Regions from separate parts of the Mus musculus genome. Here all the other regions are linked to region 1. Evidence: chromatin loops called from intact Hi-C (ENCODE). Cell type or tissue: left cerebral cortex. All regions are shown on one strand.

Region 1 (8,000 bases):
ATCATTTTTAAAATTGCTTTAAAGTAATGTTTGTACTATGCTCAAGAACACAATTCTTTCCACAAAGACTTCTCTGATCTTACACGTTCACCTTAATTTATTACTCTTAGGGTTCTCTATGACATTTGGAAAGACTTCTTATACCAGGCACATAAACATTATGTGTAGCTTATATTCTATGATATAAGTATTCAGTATTAAAAGATGGAACTGTTGAACACTCTAGTCTTTTGATCCATTTGTACAGTTTTCTGAACGCCCTACAGACATGGGGTAGATGGTGCATATTTGATCTCTGTCCAAGAGTGCCTTTTAGACATTCATTCACGAGATACCTTTTGTCCGTTTATATAAGCCTTTGACGAAATAAAGCACCAACAATTGAATAGTCAAAACTGAAGAAACACCATTAATTTTAATAACATCACAACACAATGTGGTCATAACTACTATATGACATGTTAATAATGTACACCTTCCAAATGATCCAACACATGCACATGCTACTGAGGTAGCATTGTGTTATAGTGATCAGAGGCTGTTGTAAGATCCCACACATATCACACACTAGCTGATTGATCGTGTAAAGTCATATACTTCTAAGCTTTTAGTCCCTCAACTATAAATTATAATTTATTATCTCTGCTTATCAGAGCTGTTGTGTTGCAAGAAACAAATGCAGTAACAAGAGAAAGCATTTATCACCTACAGGTTTTTAATTCTTAAAAGAAAGTTTAGTTGATTCTTCAGTTTTACATGATTGTCCAATGTTGCATGTTCACCAAAGAATATTTATCTGCAAGGCAGGGTTTTACTATTTCTATTCTGAATTTACTGAATGTTTAATAACCTTGTTGTAATTTAAACTGAATATTTTGTGTAATTATAAATCCCGTGGGAATCCATTTCAGAACATTGATTCCCTGAGAGTAGTAGTCATATAACTTTATAGATAGTGAGTCAGGACGATCAACACAATCACAAAAGTGTAGTATTTGTATTTGCTTTCTGATGAGAACACTTCAGCTGGTTATTGAGAGGACCTGGGATTGGTTGGCAGACCCCACATGGTGGATCATAGTCATCTGTAATTTCAGTTCTAAGGATCTGACAGTCTCTTCTGTCCTCTGTTGTCACCAGGCATGTGCATACATGCATCCAGGAAAACACAAGTGTATAATAAAAATAATAAATTTTCTTTAAAAAGAATATCTCTGTAGAATAGAAAATTATGATAAAGGATCAACCACAAACCCGTATCACCAAAGTTCCACAAAAATATCCTGATGGTATTCAATGCTTGCAATTTTGTGAAGTCAAAGTGAAGGATACTGTAGTGAGCTGACCTTGTCATTATCCTATGGGCTGACTATTAAGATCTTGTCGTCTTAATAACATCTGTGTTTGAAGGGCTGTGGCTCCTATTTTAGGAGCTGACCTTTACCGTTTTATGCAGCGCTGACAGTTCTTTGGCCTTTTGAGGAAACGTGCTATATTTCACATCAGTACAGCACTTTTTAATTTGTCTGTGAAACAAAGCGGACTCTCTACAGCTGACCTATGCAAAGTATTGCTGATAAAAATTCCTCATAAATGTATAGTTCTGCCAGTTATAAAAGAGCCACTTTGTTAGTCAAAGACCTTTAACTCTAAACTCCACCTTATACCTGGCATTTGATACCAAGATTCTATCATTGTTGGAAGCACATAAAAGGAAACTAAATTTCAAAGCTTTGACAATTATCTTCTCACGCCTGCTGCAAATCCATTAGACTAAATACCAATACTGTACTTTTTAGACCCTGCTATTTAAGAGCATCTATAATTTTAAAATATATAAAATTTTGCCTAAAATAAAACAACATTTCCCAGATGACTTCAGAAAAATAAAAGTAAAATAACTTAGCTGACCTCACACTCCCCTCGCCAAACATTTCGTGAAGTCCGGGAAGGCCAGATTCCCATCTTATATTACTGAGAATTCCCATATGGAAGTCTGTGGAAGAGTTCAGTGATGTCCCTAGTGGAAATTCTGACTGAGTTACATAGAATGAGAATATGATTTATAAACAATAAACATTAAATTCTTTAAGGTTTGATCTTGGCCCTTCAGGAAGCTCCAGATGTTAACTGAGAAAAGATACTCTTGGGGCTCTAATAACCTTGTTTCCTGGGTTCCCAAGAACTTAGTAGGTCTCTCAGCAACTGACTGCAATGTCTTCAAGGGGTGTAACTATATTTGTAAAATTACAAAATCATTTTTATCCAGTTTTCAATATGTTCAGAGCTAGGACTCATAGGCAGAATTTTAAGCAAAAGCCCAATATCATGTATGCAAGTGAGAATTTTAAGTACAAAAATTGCATATGCTTGTTGTAAAACATTTGAAAAATACAAAATGAGTGTCCATAAAAATAGCTAGTAAGCTTTTCTGATAAACACAATTCATACATTTCCCTTTGTAAGAAAAAGAGAGAAAATTATTAGGTCAGGTTATCAGGTTGTGGTTGAGTAATTTCAAAACCTGAACGTATGATTCACTGAAATCATTTCTCTAAGCAAAGGAGAGGGAACGTTTTTAATGTGCCTTGACTACTAAGGCAGATTTCCTGGGATGAAAATGAAAAGAGGGATCCTAGAAACTCAAAAGCAAGTCCGGTCATGTTAACTTCTGTCAGAAAACCAAAAGGGCAAGAAAGCATACAAGAAGTCACTCCCACAGGAGTATGGATCAGACACAAGGAGCAGGGCACCTGGAAACCTTCCAAATGTGTTGTCTCCTCTGCTTCCTGACTTTTTGTCAAGAAATGTATAAACACCTCTAGTCTAGGAGCTATAACAGACTCCTTTACAGAGTGTGATGGTTATCCCTAAGGAGTCGCTGTGTGCCAAGCTTCTTATCTAGGACTATTCCTGCTATCCTTACATACTATACTATGGACGATATATCTCACCTTAACATAAACCCAATCACATCTTACTGTTGTGAGCAATTAGCAGGTAGAACAATAGCGATGGTAAAACAAGTAACTTGCCCCCTTTGGCTTATTTATTTTTATTTCATGTGTGATGTTGTTTTGCCTACATGTATGTCTGTGCAACATGTGTATGCAATGTCCATAGAGGCCAGAAGAGGGCATCAGATCCCTTGGAACTTGAGTTAATGATTGAAAGCCTCCATGTGGGTGCTGGGAATCAAAACCTGGTCCTCTGAGAGTATCCAGTGCTCTTCACGTTTCCAGCCTCAAGTAACTTGCTTAATTACACAACAAATAAATGCATGTGAAGTCAACTGTTTACTCTACAGACACACAGCCAGAGTCACTGTGGTCACCATATAGATCCACTGAGAAAACAATTGACCAAGTACCAATCAACACACTCTAATAAATTATGTATTTGAAGTTTGAGATATGAAATTTCAGTTTAATCAATGGAGTCAAAATTAGTAATCTATCTTTGGCTAAAACTACAACCTCCATGTGCTTTGGAATTTTAGTTCTTTTCAGAGCCATATGGCTTCTGAGTTCATCACGAGCTCCAACTGCAGCATGGATGGTTTATATGGGGAGAGGTGTAAGCTGTTTCAACTATTTTTAGGCTCCTTTGCCCATATGCCTAAAGAATTTCATCCCTCTCGGTGAAATCACCCTTCTACCCTGCCAGAGTGTCTCTGTTCAAACAGATATAGTGGCTCAAATGTATAATTCCAGAGCTTTTCATGCTGAGACAGGAGGATAGCCATGGGTCCCAAGGCTACAGAATGAGACAATGTCAAAAAGAAAAAAAATTGAACCTGAAGAATGATGGTCTGCCTACAAGCTCACACATTCGATCTAGCATCTGTTTGCTTCCCATCTGAGCCGAATGGTACATTGGTTGGAGAAAACATTTAAACCTAGAAGATGGGGGTGGATTTTAGCCTTCCCTCTACTCATCTCTTCCAGTGTTCTAGATATCCACACCCTGACTTTCTCCCTATCTCTCTCAAAACCTATTCCTCTGTGCTCATAATCAGGTTTCTACTCTTTCACTGCAGTAGATGTGAGACCACAGAGGCAATCTGGTAAAGTCGTTAAAATCAATTTAAAAGCCAAGATTGGTTAACTGACTGGATCCCTTGATGGCAAGGGTCATTCATTTACAAAAGAGTTATGGAAATATTTATAGTACTTTTTGAAGGAAGAGTTATGACCAACAGGCAGCTAGTGAAAAAATTACCTATAAATTTCAAAAGAATCTTTCTGCATTTGTTATTTTCCCATGCGAAAAATCTATACATATATTTTGAGATTTCATATGAGAAGGAATTATAGTCAGAGATGAGGCTGTAAAGCCATGACTATAAATAATCTAAAACCCAGAATTCTCATACATGAAGACTTTGAAAAGAGATTTGTACAAGCACACATATTGATAATATGAGATCATAATGTGAGCCATCAAATAACAAAGAAAAGAAACAGAAACTGGGCCCTAAAACAGTGTAAACAACAGACCCTTCCCTCTGACATCAATAAATTTCCTCATCTCTAAAATTAAGCCATGTGAACGTCCTTATCTGCTCTCATTTCAGATTGGGCATTATTGACCACCTTTATCTAATACACATGGAAGGCTTACCACTGTGCTAACAATACTTCTCTTGGGGGACAAGCTTCAGTGAAAAAAGACCAAGCTATAAACCTTCTACATATTTCTGTGAATAAATTGAGGCATCAAAAATAAATGAATAATGAACTTCTTATAGTTCCTTTAAAGTGGGAGATGTGTTTCCATAGAGCCAGCCTAAGTAAGATGACTCATGGTAGTTCTGCTAATGATTTCAGAAATGGTTTCCATTTATTCTATTTCAATATTAACATTCCAGTGAAGACTTTTGTTTTCACATGAAATATAAGATTGGATAATCAAATTAAAGCCATGGTTCTGAGGGGCGTGCCTAATAAGCTGAAAGGATGGGCAGAAGGTACAGACAAAAAGAAGCCTCATCACAGTCTCTATAAGAGGAATGGAGGAGAGCGTGGCTCAGATAACTTTTCTGAAACATAGTTCATCTTAGGAATTATAGACAAAGAAAGAGCTTTTAATGTTTTAGGACAAACTAAAAATTAAAACAGAGAACATTTGCTAGCATCTTGGAGAATAGCTATGAGTACAAAGCAGCCATACTGTAAGATAAATTGACAACGTTTAGGAACACACACTGTATGTATGCATGTATGTATGTATGTATGTATGTATGTATTATGTATGAATATATGTATTAACAGCGATTAATGAAATACAGGCCATAAATCTGAAAGAGAACAAGGGGGTTTATGTGGAAAATTTTGGAGTGGAGAAAAATTGTGTCATTATATTTTAATCTCAAAAATAAAAAATAAACAAATAAATTAAAAAGGTTTATGACTTTTTTCAAAGGCTTAAATTGATAAGGCCTGCATAATGGCATAATGACGACATAATCTGATATACCAATGTGAATGGAGGAAATTTCACAGAGCCCCAACCCCAAATAAAGAGAAAGAGTCAGTTGATGGCCACTGAGAGAGGCAGAACCAGGTTTCTCCTGAGATGATCTCTCTAATAGATTGTCCAGTCTCAAGTGGCCAACCCTAAAAACATGTACATATGAGCAACATTCAAATGGACTCAGTGTGCAGTTCTAAGTAATAATTATGTATATAATATCACAAACACATAGAGATGATATCATATTTGAGAAGTAGAGGAAATCATGAGAACATGAGAGGAGTTGGAAGGAGGCATGTAAATAATGTAAACACAGTATTCATTTATGACAATCTCAAAAATATTTGAAGATTAAATTAATGTAAAAATCAAATTCATATACTGTCAAGTTGTGATGGATAGTTCAAAGTATACTTGCCTTATCAGGGAATGGAACATTTGCCATTCATGCCCGTTACCATGCCAAAAGCAGTGCTAGCACATACATGCTTAAAACTTAACATTTGTGGGATGAATAAAAGAATGTCAGGTGGTAGTGGGAATTAAGTAATTCTGCAAGGGAGTCAGCACCAGGTAACAGGTGGAATATATGATCAAGAACAGATAACAGCTGGAACATATGGTCAAGCACAGCACCAGCTCACAGCTGGAACATATGGTCAAGCACAACACCAGCTAACAACTGGAGCACCAGCTAACAGCTGGAACATATGATCTAGAACAGAGGAGAGAAGCAGGAAGAGGGAAAAGATCAAGAACAGAAAATGCTGCCGGGAAGTGGTAGTGCACGCCTTTCAAAGTCAGCCCGGTCTACAGAGTGAGTTCCAGGACAGCCGGGGCTGTACAGAGAAATCCTGTCTCCAAAATCCAAAATGAAAAGAAAAAGAAAAAAAAAAAAAAGAACAGAACAGAACAGAAAATGTTGTCCAGCCTACAAAATGGTCAGCCCTGAAAACAGACACATGCAAGTAACATATGGACTGAACAGGTTGTATATGTATGTATGTACATAGAAATGCATTCTTACAGTAACAGATAGTGAAAAAAGTGGCCATGAATTTGAAAGAGAAAGTAAAGAGGCATGTGGAAGGGGTGAGAGGGAGGAGTAGGAAGGAAGAAATAGTGTAATTAAAGAAAAAGGAGACATCAGTGCTGGAGCCGAGAGCGGAGCCTGTGACATCTAGAAGCAGCTGGGAGTAAGGAGACTGATTCTGGCCCCAACTTTGACTCATCATGTGACCTCAGTCTGAAAATCTGATTATTTCTTATCGATGTTTTTCTCACTTCCTAGGGACATAAGAAATTTATCAAACAAGTAGTGAATGAATATTTTTTTCTTGAGGGCTGAAAATCAAGACCTGTCAAAAAATATGTGGAATTTTCAGTTTCTTTTCAAAATTACTGCTAGGGTGAACACTATGCATTCGGCCATTGTTTAAAACGTGCCACTTTCTGGCATGTAGTATGGGTAAACATGCATGGGTACCCATGCATGTAGGCATGGGTAAACTTTTCCATATGTTAGTAAAGTAGTTTGAGGCATAATCTATGAAAAGCAATTGGAAAGCTGTGGAACTTTTAGGATCACTTTGTTCTCTGTATTGCTAGTGCGTCCCCGCCTCTTGGTCACTGTTCTGCCCTTCTGCAAACCACCTTTCTTACTGTCACACATGACCACTTCTTCCTAATTGGTCCATGTTTCCTTTTCAGAATGTTTGCTCTCACGCTTGATATTATTGATACTATCAAACACACACACAAATTGATACTATCAAACACACACACAAATGTATGTATATATACAGATATTCACATATATACAAATATATATTTGTACATAACTATATACAACTATATGCATAGTTCCATTATTCACAACTTTCCACGCCCTTATCTTTGGCTGTGTAGAATGTCATTCTGGAGTTTTCTGTCACTTCCCCTGCTGCTGTGGTTGGAACATGGTTTGTGCCACCTGACACTTGTTAAACTTGGATTGCTTATGGGTGTTTGATCAATAGTGTTTGGAGGGGGGACATCACAGCAGGTGCTTGGCTCATGAAGACAGAACTTCCTTAACTGGCTGAAGCTTTTCAAATGAGCGTGACCTCTCACTTTTATGTGGCTAATCTATATACATTTAGAATGGATTGTTATGGAAGAGCCTTGGCTTCCTTTGGCTTCCTCTTCTCTTGCTTCCATATTTGCCATGGATCTTTATCCAATGGGGTCCTCACCAAAAGCCAAACAGATTCAGCCACTCAGGCCTTTCAGGCCTTTCAGGCCTTTCTGGGCTCCAGAATTGGAAGCCAAAATAAACTACCTTTCTTTATATATTACCAATCTCAGGTTCTATTTTCACAACCAAAAATACACTAAGGCACCTGATCCAAAGGTTTATAAATGAAATTAGAGCCACAAATACGTGAATACCGATCTCCCATTTGTTATGAACCTAAGCTAATTACTCAAGCTAAATCATTCTCTCCATCTGCACAATAAGCTGAACATAGCTTCATGCAGTACCT
Region 2 (8,000 bases), 76 kb before region 1:
ATGGATACAAAAAATGTGGTACATTTACACAATGGAGTACTACTCAGCTATTAAAAGGAATGAATTTATGAAATTCCTAGGCAAATGGTTGGACCTGGAGGGCATCATCCTGAGTGAGGTAACACAATCACAAAAGAACTCAAATGATATGTACTCACTGATAAGTGGATATTAGCCCAGGAACTTAGTATACCCGAGATATAAGATACAATTTGCAAAACACATGAAACTGAAGAAGAATGAAGACCAAAGTGTGGACACTTTGCCCCTTCTTAGAATTGGAAACAATCACCCATGGAAGGAGTTACAAAGACAAAGTTTTGAGCTGAGACAAAAGGATGGACCATCTAGAGACTGCCATATCCAGGGATCCATTCCATAATTAGCCTCCAAACGATGACACCATTGCATACACTAGCAAGCGTTTGCTGAAAGGACCCTGATATAGCTGTCTCTTGTGAGACTAGGCCTGGGCCTAGCAAACACATAAGTGGATGCTCACAGACAGCTATTGGATGGATCACAGGGCCCCCAATGGAGGAGCTAGAGAACGTATCCAAGGAGCTAAAGAGATCTGCAACCCTGTAGGTGCAACATTATGAACTAACCAGTACCCCAGAGCTCTTGACTCTAGCTGCATATGTATCAAAAGATGGCCTAGTCGGCCATCACTGGAAAGAGAGGCCCATTGGACACACAAACTTTATATGCCCCAGTACAGGGGAACGCCAGGGCCAAAAAGTGGGAATGGGTGGGGAGGGGAGTGGGGGAAGGGTATGGGGGACTTTTGGGATAGCATTGGAAATGTAATTGAGGAAAATACGTAATAAAAAATATTTTTAAAAAATTTTTGAAAGTTGTTTTTAGCAGTTATGACTCATTTCCTTGTGCTTCACAATGTTTATCTTTGAATATACCACATGGCAATAGATCAATTGTCTAAATTAAGAAATTAGCGTAAGTATATTTGCCAAACCTTATTCAGACTTTACCAATTGCCTGCATCTAGTAATAAAATGTAGTTATATTTTTGTTACAGAATTTTATTTGGGGCCCCATTACTTTTCTTGTTTCTATAATCTTCCTTGATCTGGAATAATTCCTGATTATTATTATGATCTTTCCTGATCTCAATAACATTAAAAATATTTGGACATTAATGTGGAAAATGTCCTTTAATTTAGATTTGTCTGAATTCTCCTCAGTGTATCTGGGTTTTGCGTTGTTTACCATGTATGAAAATGTCATGTTTTTGAGAGAGAGAGGCTGTTATTTTCATTTGTCTCATCATGCTGTTAGTTCCGGGGTGCTAACTGGGGATGATCTTAGATAATGCGTTTTCCCCTTTCTTCAGTACTGTGTGCTTCCTTTCATACTTGGTAAGCGTGGCAATACTTTGGACTGTGATCATTCTGATTCTCATCAGACTTTCACCCTCAAGTTTCAAAATCCATCAATTCTTCTCCAAGTCATATCAAATACATTTAATGTTCTTTACCAAGATTCTCTGATTTTTCTGTCCTAAATGATCTCACTACCACTATTTTATAAATATACTTTACTCAAAGTTTCTTCCAGAACTTTGCTTGGCTCACAGAACCTTTCTCTAATATATTCTGAGACCAGGTGTTGTTGTGTCTCTTCCTCCTCACACCTTCCCTTTGGACAGGTGCTTCTCCCTTCCCAGAACTCCTGTTGGCTCAAGCCATCAGCTCCTTATGTAAGATCTTGTGTGACGTTTTTCTTTGTCCTAGTTTTTCTTCTGCCTATTCCTGGTGTATTCTCTCTGGCTTTCTGGCTCTCTGTGTTTTTGCCTCCTCCACCCCCTCTTCAGATATATCTATTTCTGTTTCTTAAGTTTAGACCTTTTGTATGTTTCTTTGCAAGTAGCTATCCCTTATTTGTTTGTTTGTTTGTTTCATGCTTAAATAACTTCTTTTTATTGTTGTTTGCTTGATTGGTTTTTTGTTTTGTCTAAATGGAAGGTCTTCCTATATTGTACTGGATGGCTCAAAGCCCTGAGTGTGAGCAAATCCTTTCACCTGGGCTGCCTGAGTAGTTGGCAATAAGGCATGCTCCATTCTCTCCAGTTATTGTCATTTTAAATACGTGTCTTTTACTCTCCAAATCTCCCATCTTCCCTATTGCACCTTTTTTATATCTCCAACTTTAATATCTGAAAACCACCTTCACCAAGCTTTTTAAACTCCTTTTCAAAATAGCTATAGGAGTTTGGAGTCTGCTTCCCAACAGCTGTCCTCCGACATATTAAAACATAAAACTAACAAGTTAACTCTGCACTATTCCTGTCTAGACCCTGTGCTTGCCAAGATCTGACTGGGGCCTATTCTTCTTATTTTTTTATTTTAGTTTTATTTCTCTGATATCCTCAATAACTACAGATTATTCAGAACAGCTTGAGCCCGTTTTTTCAGAGCTACTTGGTTTGTTTTCTGTTGTCCTTAGATACTGTCTCCTTTACCTCTGAGCATTGCTGCTGCTGTCAGAGCTCTGGTAACTCTTACTGGCTCCCCTGGTGTGCTTGTTCGCTTCTGTTTCTTATTTCATTTTCATCTTAATACTTAGGGGCAACATTGCATTCATTAGAGCTCTATAAATTTAGTGAGTCTATTCTTATTCTTCCCTCCCTGTGACCATCTCCGTAGCTACATTTGTTCTTCTCCTAAAGTTCCTAAAACTTTCGTATGAAACACTAAGGTGTAGTTGCCACTTCATGTCACAGGAAGATGCTCTCTTGGTTTTCTTACTTACTGCTTGTTGAGCCAGGTCACATTTATTTACCTACCCCAATGTTAAGTCATCTACTTTATAAGAGTTGTTTTGTGTTGTTTGTGGAGAAAGTCCATCCCTGCTCAAAGCCTCAGAGTTGTGGAAATTGTGGACAGGGTTTGGAGCTTTCATTTTGAGAGGTGGATTTTGATTCCTCAAATTCTCTGAAGCGTTCTGCCTCCCTTTTAATAATTTCTGGCTTAAGTGTATATTCTCCAATACAGAAGCCAGCCAGGCTACTTCCTGTGCATTTCAGTGTCTGAAGAAATAAATCATCAGGCGCAGGAGTATTCCCTCTGCACACCATTCCTGAAGCAGGAGCCTTTGCTCAGTTACTGCACACATTCTCCTGGAACTCTTCTTGACCTGAAGGTCTTTCAGGTAGTCTTTTCTCTTCCACTCATCTCTAGGCTATTGCCCTCTTCCTTTTATACAGAGATTGCTTCGAGTGATTTTTCACTCACACGTGTCCTTCTGGGCACTTCTTTCTCCCAGAAGCTGCATAAATGTTCTTTCCAGCTCACTGTTCTGTCCCCTTTGCCTTCTGCAACCCATATGGAAGGCAAGCACATGAGTTAAAAATGTTTGCCTCCTTCCCTTTCTGTCTTTGGCATGCCCCACCACAACTTTTTTTTAAAGCCAGCGTCCTCTATCCTGCCCCAGTTTTACAAATGTGCTCTGTCGTTTCTTTCAGAGTTCTCACTTGAAGCTGACACTTGACACTCATCAAACTCTTGAGCCAAGAGAAAACTTCTGAGATGTTCATATCTAAGGTCTCACTCTGCTCCTGTAGACCTTAAGCTTGCAATGTCAGCTAGTTAGATATGGACCTAGCCAAATCTCAGCCACTCTCATTTCTCATTTCTCTCATTCCACCACCACTCCGTACATCACAGTACTCCCACTTCTCCTTTCATCTCTACATTGTCTTTTTGCTCCTAAAATCTTCCTCTTCTCTCATTCTCCACATGAATAGCCCCATTGATTTTCTCTGTTTTGTTGTTCAGTATGTTTCATTCACTTAAAGGAGGACTATTTCTTTTGATAACCCTCTATAGTGTTGTAAGATCAGATATATACATTATCTTACAAAGATAATGAATAAATATGCAAAGTTTAACTTCAAGTCTAACAGTCATTTGCCATTCAAGCCATGGAGCTGCCTTGCCGTGCTGTTTATCTAGTGATTCCCCTTTCACCTTTGAATTAAAGATAGAGATTTTTAAAAGTGATTCCATTGGATTGTTTTTCTTAAGTCAATCCAACATCTGTGTTCATCTTTCTCAGAAAGATACATTTTACCTTTTTTCTACCAGTAAAACATGTAGTTCTTGAAGTTGTTGTATAAAATCTTTGTCCAAAAGCTGGTACCAGTTTATTATATAACACTGCTTCATTAAAACACACCAGGGTTAGAGTTATGGAAATTGCTCAGTTGGTGAAGTGTTTGCTATGTGAGCATGAGGACCTTAGTCTGATCCCCACAATCAACATGGAAAGACAGGCATGATGAACTAAGCATATAATATTCACTCATGGTAGGTGTGGGGGTTAAAGGGATAAAGAAGGGAGGGTTTTCTGGCATTCTCTAGCCACCCAGCCTGGCTTAATCAACTATGCCCAAGCCAATGAAAGTTCCTAGAACAACCCACTTAAAATACATGGGTCATGGAACTAAACAGAGAGTTTTCAAAATTCAAATGGCTGAGAAACATTTTTAAAAGTGTTCAACATCCCTCAATATCAAGATAATTCAAATCAAAACTACTTTGAGATTTTATGTTGCCCCTTTTAGAATAGCTAATATCCAAAAATAAATGATAGTCAAATGACTGGTGTGTATCTAAGGAAAAGATAGTCAGTGCTAGAAGAAGTGCCAACTAATGCACCCACCCTAGAAATCCCTTTAAAAGATAGAATAAATATACCACATGACCCAGATATACCTCTCCTGGACATATACCCAAGGACTATATATCCTACTATAGAGACATGTGCTCATCCATGTTCATTGCTGCTCTGCTGTACCCTTTATGGTTCCAGACATTGATGTGACTGTTACAGTTAGAAAATGATGAAAAGATAAACATGGGCATATACAGAAAGTTTGGGGTCATGTGAACTAGAGAAGCCTCAAAACCACAGAGGCTCAGAGTTTTTATTATATGCAGCGAACAGGGAGTCTGGGTCATTGCCTATAACTGAACAAGGAGGAAGAGTTTACTGTACACAGCTCAGCTAAGATGACAGGTTTAGCCAAAAGACAGTTAGGAATACTCTCTGTAAGTAAGCAGTCTTGGCCATAAATACCGAGAGATAGAAAGCTATGATGGACAATTTTCTGCACACGCTATCAACATTGCACTTGGACCAGCGGAAGGCTTTCTCATCCTTCTGAACATTAAAGGAGGAAGAGCTTTGCCTATTTCCCATGAATCTAAGGCTTTGGTCCTTGACATGGTCAACTCATGTCTGCAACATACTTTCATTCAGGACTTAATATACTTATGACTTCCTCTGCTCCCCAGTCTGTTCTGTTCATAGTAGTTAGACAATGGAAACAGCCTGGATGTTCATAAACTGTGGAGTGGGTAATGAAAATGAGGTATATGGAATATTAAAGAGCTACTAAGAAAATAGAATTATAAAGTTCATAAATAAATGTATAGAACTGGAAACAGTCATCCTGAGTAAGGTAACCCAGACCTAGAAAGACAGATCATAAGTTTTATCTATGTTATTTGCTGATGTTACTTTTCAATCTTCAGGTATATGTGGTAGTCTGAATAATAATGACCCCCAAAGCATCATATATTTATATGCTTAATCACCAGGCAGTGGCACTATTTGAGACAGATTAGAAAGATTAGGAGGGCCGGGCATGATGGCTCATGCCTTCGATCCCAGCACTCGGGAGGCAAAGGCAGGCAGATTTCTGGGTTCGAGGCCAGCCTGGTCTACAAATTGAGTTCCAGGACAGCCAGGGCTATATAGAGAAACCCTCTCTTGAAAAAAAAAGAAAGAAAGAAAGAAAGAAAGAAAGAAAGAAAGAAAGAAAGAAAGAAAGAAAGAAAGAAAGAAAGAAAGAAAGAAAGAAAGGAAGGGAGAGAGGGAGGGAGGAAGGGAGAGAGGGAGGGAGGGAGGGAGGGAGGGAGGGAGGGAGGGGGAGGGAGGGAGGGAGGGAGGGAGGGAGGGAGGGAGAGAGAGAGAGAGAGAGAGAGAAAGAAAGAAAGAAAGAAAGAAAGAAAGAAAGAAAGAAAGAAAGAAAGAAAGAAAGATAGATAGATAGATAGATAGATTAGGAGGCATGGCATTGTTGGAGTCTGTGTGGCCTTATGGAAGAAAGTGTGTCCCTGGAGGTAGAGGTAGGTGTGTGTGTGTGTGTGTGTGTGTGTGTGTGTGTGTGTGTGTGTGTTTCTTAAATTTTAACATAATGTTAAACCAACTCTTAATGACTCATCACTATTCCCATAGATCATTACACTTTCCAGTCCTCCTCAGAGAAGATCCTGTTTGTAGTGGATGGCAATTAACATAGAGAACCACAGCTGAAAATGCAATACATCAGAAACTATGGAATGCTCAGCCCCAAAGGGAACACCTTCCTCTTCCCAAGAGATCATGATAGAAGAGGAAACAGAAAGAGTTTTAAGAGTGTTAGGTAGTAGATAACGACAAAGAAACAGTTTTTCTAGCACATAGGAATTCCCAGAAGTTGATACAGCATTCATAAGACCTGCACAGACTTGAACTAGACTAAATACTATCATAGAGAGGGGATATGGGCATGAAGTCCAGTTTCTAGCTAAGGAACTATATTTTTGATACCTGTGGGAAAGAAAGGATCATGTTTTTAAAAGTGTATTTCTTGGTGGTACACCATTCTTCAGTAAATATTTATGCCCATGAGTATATGGGCAGCCTAAACTATACTTGATGATTCTTTAGTGGATCTCTGATTTCTCGACTATCCTGATCTACAGAATAACAGAAGTGCCATGGTTACACAGAGAAACCCTGTCTCGGAAAACCAAAATTAAATAATAAAATAAAATATATAATAAGCTCGGCAGTAGCAGTACACACCCTCAATCCCACGACTGGAAAGGCAGAGGCAGGCAGATCTCTGTGTTCAAGACCAGCCTGGTCTACAGAGTAAGTTCCAGGACAGCCAGCACTACACAGAGAAATGCTGTCTTGAAAAAGACCAATCATAATAATTATAATTAATAATAATAATAATAAATAGGACACAAAGTTAGATAAGTAAGTTAGAGCAGATGAATATGGGAGGATGGAAGGAGGTGTGAATATGATTTTTTTAATGACAATTGCTGTAATCACTAGGAATTGGTTGTTATAGAAGCAGCTATAAAAAAGAATAGAATTCCTTCCCCTTCAAAGTAAATGAATTGAATGCAAATCTTCACATACTGTTGGACTTGTAAAGTTGGGGACATATGGTGTCTGTTTGTTCAGAAATAGAAAGTAGTGACATTGGGATGCTATTTATTGTTTTCTTGGTATAAAGATAGCAAGGTAAACTGTTGGATTGTAAATTTAAATTTATATTACATTTTTAATGAAAAGGAATCAGAACTTAAGTTTTTCCTACAGAGAGAAATCATCATGTTTTATTTGACAGTACTGATCAAAATTGCCTCAGATTCAGTAAAGAAATTGGACTGATACTGGGCCAGTGTCTCCAGTCCAGACTGAGTGTTCTTCTGTTGTAGCTCTCATTTGAAAAGTTTCCCCAGCAAGTCAGTCTTTGAATATGTACCATTCATATTTAGAAACATAAATTTTGAATCAGCTTAGAAACAATATAATGATCATTTTATTTTTAAAAAAACTATGTAGAACTTTAAATGCTTTAATTAAGGGCAAAGAAAAGGACAATCTGTTCTAGTATGCTATAGACATTTATTAATTTGATTTAATCAATTAAGTTCCTTGTTTATCCTAAAGAGCCTGTATACAGTGTGACTTAAAAAAAATGTTTTACTGATGTGGTTTGAATATGCTTGGCTCATGAGAAGTGGCACTATTAGGAGGTATGACCCTGTTGGAGTAGGTGTGGCCTTGTTGGAGGAAGTTTGCCACTGTGGAGAGACGTGGTCTTTGAAGTTCCTCCCAGTGCAGAAGAGACAGTCATCTCCTATTTGCCTTTGGGACAAGATGTAGAACTCTCAGCTCCTCCAGCACAA
Region 3 (8,000 bases), 100 kb before region 1:
CATCTTCTTTTTCATTTTGGACAGGGGTTTTAAGTATGTACATAAACTTTTAAATATGATTCCTAATGTGCTCATTAAGGACTTGCTATATTTTGCTGAGGGTGGCAGCTGCTGCATGACTCTGAGTGTTGGTGTTTGTTGTTTGTTTATTTTGTTTGTTGGTTGGTTTAGTTGTTTGGTTGGTTGTTTGGTTTGGTTTGTATATAATCGAAAGCTCTATTCCATCAACTCTTGGTTCAGTTTTCACTAGATATGCACTCATTGATAAGTGGATATTAGCCTAGAATCTTAGAATACCCAAGATACAATTGGCAAAACACCGGAAAATCAAGAAGGAAGACCAACACATGGATACTTCATTTCTCCCTAGAATAGGGAACAAAATACCCATGGAAGGAGTTACAGAGACAAAGTTTGGAGCCAAGATGAAAGGATGGACCATCCAGAGACTGCCCTACCCTGGGTCCATCCTATAATCAGCCACCAAACACAGACACTGTTGCATATGCCAGCAACATTTTGCTGAAAGGAACCTGATATAGCTGTCTCTTGTGAGGCTATGCCCGTGTCTGGCAAATACAGAAGTGGATGCTTACAGTCATGTATAGGATGGATTACAGGGCCCCCAATGGAGGAGCTAGAGAAATTACCCAAGGAGCTGAAGGGGTCTGCAACCCCATAGGTGGAACAACAATATGAACTAACCAGTACCCCCAGAGCTCTTGTCTCTAGCTGCATGTGTAGTACAAGATGGCCTAGTCAGCCATCATTGGGAAGAGAGGCCCCTTGGTCTTACAAACTTTATATGCCCCACCCAGTACAGGGAAACGCCAGGACCAAGAAGTGGGAGTGAGTGGGTAGGGGAGCAGGGCAGGGGAGGGTATAAAGGACTTTCAGGATAGCATTTGAAATGTAAATGAAGAAAATATCTAATAAAAAATTGAAAAAAAGAAGTTACTTTCTCATGCCTCTTATTGATGTGATGATTTTGACAACTGCAAATAAATAAGAAAATTGCATTTTTATTACATAATTACCCTTCCCTCCTGGATGCCATTGCCTCATAGGAAAGTGTAGCCCAGGCCCTGCAGGAGATAGTCCTTTGGGGAAGAGTAAGCCATACATCAGGCCTCTGTTGCTTTTGATTTTTCTTTGTCTGCTCTGCCAAGAGAGAGATCAGAGCTGGGCCATGGGTGTATTAGACAAGAATCTGCCCCTGAACCACATCCCAGCTCTTCATCTCTGATCTGAAAGCTTGCTTTTTTTAATTAATAATTAACATCCCAAATGCTATCCCCTTGAAGTCTCCCCTGAAAGAGTTCCTCCCCTCTTTCTTTCACCTTTGAGAGGGCAATTCCCTCATAATGCTTCCACCCTTGGGCATCAAGTCTCTGCAGAACTAGACTCATCCTCTCCCACTGAGGCCAGACATTGCAGCCCTCTGCTACATATGTTCTGGGGTCCTCAGACTAGCCCGTGTATGCTCTTTGGTTGGTGCCTCAGTCTCTGGGAGCTCCCAGGGGGTCAAGTTAGTTGACACTGTTGGTCTTCCTGTTGGGTTCCCATCTCCTTAAGGGCCTTCAGTCCTTCCCCTAACTCTTCACTTGGGGTCCCAGATCTCCATCCAGTGTTGGTGTGTAGATATCTGCATCTGTCTCAATTAGCTGGTGATAGCGCCTCTCAGAAGGCTGGTATGCTAGGCTCTTCCCTGCAAGCACAACATAGCATCAGTAATAGTATGTGGGATTAGTGCCTGCCCATGGGATGGGTCTCAATATGGGCTGATCACTGGTCAGTCATTCCTTCAGTCTCTGCTCCATCTTTGTCCCTGCATTTCTTTTAGACAGGACCAACCCTGCTAGCTCCCTTGGCAAAAATATTTGAGACGATTATTTGCTTATCAACTTTGCTTTCTTATATCCCATAGGTTTTTTTTCCTTTGTTTCCCTATATTTTGTTCTGTGTTCAGCCCTGCTTCTTCTCCTTTCCTCATCTTTTTCCTTTAATCTTATTTGCTTGAGATTCCTCCTTAACCTATAGATATTTTCAGTTTGTGTGCCTACATAGAAACTAAGAAATACCTTCATAAAGACAAGACATGTGTTGGATCACAGGATTGCAGTTCCTATCTACACTAAAGAGTTTTTTTTTTTATACAACTTTGAATCTTATAGAATAGTACCATCTGCTTAAAATTAGCATGTGGTTTTCATAGGATTATGTTTTTGTGTCAGGAATGCTCAGAATCTATCTTGTTAAATTCTTTCTGGCTCAGGATGATTTTACATAGAGAAAGCTCCTAGAATAACATTAACATTAAAATTTTCATTTTGCTTAATATCCCTTTTCTGTTTGTTTGTTTATTTGTTTGTTTGTTTTATTCTTTTAGGTACCCTGCATTGAACGTAAGGTCTCGTACAGCAGGCAGACATTCTGCCACTGACATCCCATTACTTAGGGTTTAGTCAGGATTTCACAATGTTGTTCAGACTGACCCAGAACATTGGAACTCATGAACCTCCTGCTTCTGCTTCCTTAGGTGCTGGGATTATGGGTGGGCCTCCACACCCAGTTAGTACTCCAAGTTCTACCCAGTTTGTGCAGAGTTAAATTTTTGCAGATTAGTCAGTCATGTGTTCTTTCAGTATATATTTACTGAACTTCTATGTTTCAAGCACTGCCATACAATTTGATGATGTGTCAATAAATACTTTGAAATCACACTGTAAAGTTTGGTTCAGGCTCAACTTTGGTCCCATTTCAGCAAAGTATTGTTAATGAGTGATGAAAAGTCCTCTTTAGAAGTTGAGTCTTCAAAATATGTTAATGTGATGGTCTAGCATAGCACTAGCCAGAAAGTTGAGCCTGCCAGAACTTGTTTAAGCATTTGCTCCAGGTAGAAATAAAGCCAGAGTTACTATGTCTTAAGTAATATCATTTAGGAAGAGTTATGATGGAAATAAGTCCAAATATTGTCTAAAACCCAGACTCCATTTTCCCTGGTGGGCTCTCCCAGAGTTTGCATAGTCCCTAATATTCTCTTCTCACTGCCTTTTTCTTTGCTGTTATGATCCTGGCCACAAGCCCCCCCACCCCCAATCCTTCCTTTTTTTCCTTTTGAATATACTTTCTCTCTGTATGTTCCAATTGTTAGCTTTTTCAAACACTTAAAATTATTTGGTGGTGTTCTTTTATTGTATCTTATTAGCCAAAATTCTCATTGTTCACGTTCACATTGCTCATTATGGATAAGCTGAATTTTCGTCATGTCTCACTAAAACTCATAGTAGTTTCTCATCCTCTACAGCAGGGATTCTCAGCCTTCCTGATGCTGTGAACTTTACTACAGTTCCTCATGTTGTAATGACCGCCTCCCCCTCAACCATAAAATTATTTTTGTTGCTACTCCACAACTTTAATTTTGCTAATCTTAAGAACCGTAATGTAAACATCTGATTTGCAGGATATCTGATAGTCAACCCCCGTGAAAGAGTTGATTGACACTCTCAAAGGGGCTGTGATCACATACTGAGAACCACTCATCTATCATCATCTTAAATCTGGGAGCAAAAACATCAGAAGATTAGACACAATTACTCCAGATAATAGAGCTCTGCTTTTGCCTCTGGCTCCAATTTCCTTCAAGGTTATTCATTCATTTCTGTCAAACCACAAGATATCAGAACAACAAAAAACTTGGAAGTATGCTAAGTTGAAGAAACAGCTATACAGACATTAGCATAACAGGACCTGACAACATCTGTATTTATTTCATCTTGATGGTGACTTATAGTTCTGTGACAACAAGATTTTCAGAAATTCTCTTAAAGGCACTATTTTTCAAGTTGGAATAAATGAACTAGAAAAGCTGGTTCAAGAGTAGAATGACTAGATATTTTTAGGCATGTTTCCCTAAAGGACCTGAAGGACACAAAACAATGTGTTGGGGGTGGGGGAGTGAAAAACAAAAAGGAGAAAAACAGGGATAGATTCTTCTGGGGATCTGGCAAATTAGGATAATGTACACATAGAATCTTAGCACCTGATAATTTACCCCCCACAACCACCCAGTGTGGTTTGAGTGAGAATGGCTTCCATCAGTCCATGCGTTTTACTACCTGATTTCCAGTTGGGATGTTGAGAAGTATGGGCTTACTGGGGGAGGTATGCCACCAGGTGTGGGCTTCGGCATTTCTAAGGACTCACTATTTTGAGTTCACTCAGTACCTCCTCCTTGTGGATTAAATGTGAGTTCTCCACTCTTCCTGGCACTGTGCCCTGGCTCTGCCCTCATGGACTCTAACCCTCTGAAATGGTTCACCCAATTAAATGCTTTCTTTTTAAGTTGCCTTGGCCATGATGTTTTGAAGCACCAATAGAAAGGTAGCCAAGAAAGGTCTCCTTCATAATTATTTTAATTTTATTTTCAATAGCCTAGCATTCTGCATACATAACTCTGATTATGGATTTAGAATTTTTCTCAGGGGAAGTTTTTCTGTATTTGTTGTATAAGACATTTATTCAGAGATGTGACTCATCTGCTGTGTGTGTAGGAGATAGAAAGTGGTTAAAAGAAGGCCATATATAGGATCTCCTCTTCCCCCACTACTTCAACCATTTCTTTTTCTCCTTGCCTTATACTTTAGGAAGCTGTTCACACTTATGTGAACATCTTCAAAATTTCCATATGTTAGGCTCATCTTTGGTTCACTGGATCTGGCCTACCAGAAGACAATCCATAGGAGAGACCAGGTAGCATTTCTGGACAAAGAACACCTTCACGGGGAAAGTGAAGTCAGGTTAACTTGGACTACCCTCTTTTAAGTATTTGGAAAGTAACACTTCTGAGAATATTGCTTGTTTTCATATCATATGAATCATATAGATGGAAACTAAGCAGACGGAAACTGTAGAAAATGATAATGACCTTTTCTCTAAAGCCCCAGAAGCTTTTGAAGCCCGTGTGAAATAATGCAGCATCAAACCAAGGGATAAAGCATTCTCAGTTGCTAAACCACTATTGCTTTTGCTTTTTTGTTTGTTTGTTTGTTTGTTTGTTTGTTTGTTTGTTTTTCAAGACAGGGTTTCTCTGTGTAGCCCTGGCTGTCCTGAAACTCACTTTGTAGACCAGGCTGGTCTCGAACTCAGAAATCTGCCTGTCTCTGCCTCCCGAGTGCTACTTTTGCATATTTTACAAAACAAAAAGCCACTGGATCTATTTAGGCATTCTGGTCAATAAGCAAGAAAGCAAAAGGAACTCTGGAATCCACAAGTAATGAATATGATTCACAAAGGAAGCAGCATTCTGTTAGCTATGGTGATAAATCAGTGGTCTGTGAGCCAAAGGTCCCAGGTAAACACAATTAGATGTCATATAAGGTCTCAGAGTCTATGTTTCAGAAGGTTCCAACATCATGAGGATGGAGCCAACCCTCTGAAGCAGAAGGAAATATCAAGTATGTATTGTGTCTGACAAGGCTATTCAAGATTCTACATGAGATGGCATTCTGAGATCGGTAATCATTATGAAGAACTTTGCAGAATATTTTAATAGGGATAGAAGGCAGCAATCTAAATTCTTTTCTGCTTAAAGAAAAACCTCTTTTCTATTTGTCAAAGAAGACTCAAACTCAATGGTGATATTTGCCATTGTAAAGAGAGACATAAATTAGGTTTTAGGAATTATATGTTATTTTCATAAGATTAACGTAATGATAACTGTGCTTATATAACCACTGACCTAATGTATTCTAAATGAAATTCCATGTGGGATTTTGCCAAATACCTGGTGCTCATTAAATATTAATGTGCATACACTTCTCATCTTTCACTTTCATGCTGGAAGATGTTTTATAATTAAAGGAAGGATATAGATGGAACATTTGCTAGGCAACATGTAAAGCCTAAATAGACTTCTTATTCTCCTGTAGAGTCTTGCTTTTGGAGGGATAGAAATACTGGAGATCATGTCTAGATATGTGTACATGCTAATAAAGTACTCTGCTACTGAGCTATGTTTCTAACTCTTCATGTTATATACACCAGGCTAATCTCGATATTACAACCCTCCTGCATCAGTCCCCTTAGTATTAGGATCACAGGCATATGCACCCATGCCCAACTGGAGATTTGAATACAGGATGCCTTGGGAAGACACAGATCTTCTGGATGAATATCTATGGCTATGGGGGCAAGATACATTTTAAATATGGGTTTAGTGGTCCAGGCCAATCTTCAACTAATAATCCTCCTGTCTGAGGCTTCCAAATGCTGGCATTATGGGTGTTAGCCACAACACCAACTTCTAAGATACCTTCAGAATGCACTTCAGATGATTCTGATGAGCAGCTAAGTTTTTGAGTCACCAAGTTATGTGATAGAAAAGTGTTGACTTTTCTGCTTTTACAAACAAAGGCACACGACTGTGACTTCTTTCTTAGGGATATGGCATGGTCAAATCAAAGAGTATTGGAGTGGAATCTAATATTAAACATCACGATGCTTCTGTGGCATACAAGTTCAGCAGTAGAAGATGGTAATAAATGTTACTTGTTCCCCCTTTTCCTTTTTCAGTAGACAGTGATTCCTTAACCCAAATTGCTTAGCAAACCAGTTTTATGCTGAAATTTAGCTTTCTACCTACATTTATTGTTGAGTATCAGCTATGAGAGAACCACATTTCTGTGTACTCAGCTTCAATTTTCTTCACATGTATTTAGAGGTGTGTGTGTGTGTGTGTGTGTGTGTGTGTGTGTGTGTGTGTGCAGGTATGTGCATGTCTGCACACACGCCAGCATGCAGGTACATGTAGGTTGAGGTCACAGAAGGTCAGAGGACAAGTGTAGGAGGTGGTTCTCTCCTTCCACCACATGTGTTCTGGGTATCCATCTCAAATCATCAGGATGGTGATGGCGGCAAGTGCCCTTGTTCACTGTACCATATGCCAGGCCTTTTATAGTTCTGATGGTAGAGATGAACAACAGTTTGTCTTGTTGACTCATTTAGAATCTAGGGATGTCACACATGTAGGTTATGTTTCATAAGGCTCAACAGTAAGATTGTTTAACCTAATTTTCTTGATTATATTTACTTTATTTTAGCTATATACTTTCATTTTGATGTATTGAATAGTTTATCTCCAGCATTAAAGTGGGAAGATTAAACTAGGTTTATCCCTACCATAAAGATACTTGTGATAATTACATTATACATATCTGTGTTACTATTATGCATAAATATGTATTCTTAATGTCATGATCTTTGACAGTCCTTTATGTACTCCAGTAAAGAATCCTGCTACTAAATTTTATACAAGCTTGGGTTCACTAGTGAGACAACTCAAAAGTGTTTGCTTGCTTGGCAAGCTTTGTATCCTGAGTTCAATCCTCAGGACTCCAGGAAATATAGAAGGAGACAACCAACTCCCAAGGGTTAACCACTGATCTCCAAATACATCTTGCCCATCTCCCACATCACCATCACCATCACCATTTATCTAATAGATTAACGGATTGCTCTCACTATGATCCAACTTGGCAAGCATCCAGTCTTTCTATTTAGCAATACTTAAAAGTGAAATATCACTTCACCATGTTTCTAAAAACAATTATTCTATTGAATTTCATTTGGGATTAGGGTTTATCCTAGTTACCCATTTATAAAATTTAGTTTGTTACAGAAAAATTAGATTTGTGCTTTTTTATTGTTGAGAATTTTGTACATCCACATAAGGTGTTTTGATCAAATCCATTTACTCCAATCCATCTCTATCTCTCGTGTCACGTTTTCTTCCTAACCTCATGCTCTTTTGTAAACTTACTGAGTCCACTTAGCATTTCCTCGATGTGTGTGGGAGAAGGAGCAACTACCAGAGCATGGGCTGTCTTCCAAGGGCAGCAAGCTACAGAAAGATGGTTTTCCCTCTCCAGAAGCCATCAGTTGCCAAGGTTTCTCGGTTAGAGGTGAGACTTAGTGAACTGCCTTGCTCCCATCCATTCTTG

The links. A loop is a pair of places that touch in the nucleus more often than their neighbours do. Peaks named below come from ENCODE experiments on the same cell type or tissue, not always from the same donor. Only the 100,000 strongest peaks of a DNase experiment are listed, where the experiment ranks them.
Region 2: a loop joins it to region 1, with 6 times the contacts of the local background. A loop is called at or near these places in 2 of 42 quality-filtered maps.
Region 3: a loop joins it to region 1, with 8 times the contacts of the local background. A loop is called at or near these places in 7 of 42 quality-filtered maps.

Annotation. Positions count from the first base shown.
Region 1 is chr19:33,236,214-33,244,213 of GRCm38, reverse strand. It overlaps the pseudogene Rnls. Among named protein-coding and RNA genes, the nearest start is that of Mir3970, 83 kb to the right of the region's middle. In left cerebral cortex, a CTCF peak has its summit at 3,112 (motif pointing right); a DNase peak (open chromatin) is centred at 3,672; H3K27ac peaks cover 2,715 bases.
Region 2 is chr19:33,312,712-33,320,711 of GRCm38, reverse strand. It overlaps the pseudogene Rnls. Among named protein-coding and RNA genes, the nearest start is that of Gm29998, 75 kb to the left of the region's middle. In left cerebral cortex, no CTCF peak of the experiment used is centred here; DNase peaks (open chromatin) are centred at 1,703, 2,374 and 3,378; H3K27ac peaks cover 3,972 bases.
Region 3 is chr19:33,336,921-33,344,920 of GRCm38, reverse strand. It overlaps the pseudogene Rnls. Among named protein-coding and RNA genes, the nearest start is that of Gm29998, 51 kb to the left of the region's middle. In left cerebral cortex, a CTCF peak has its summit at 4,234; DNase peaks (open chromatin) are centred at 4,276 and 4,615; H3K27ac peaks cover 4,576 bases.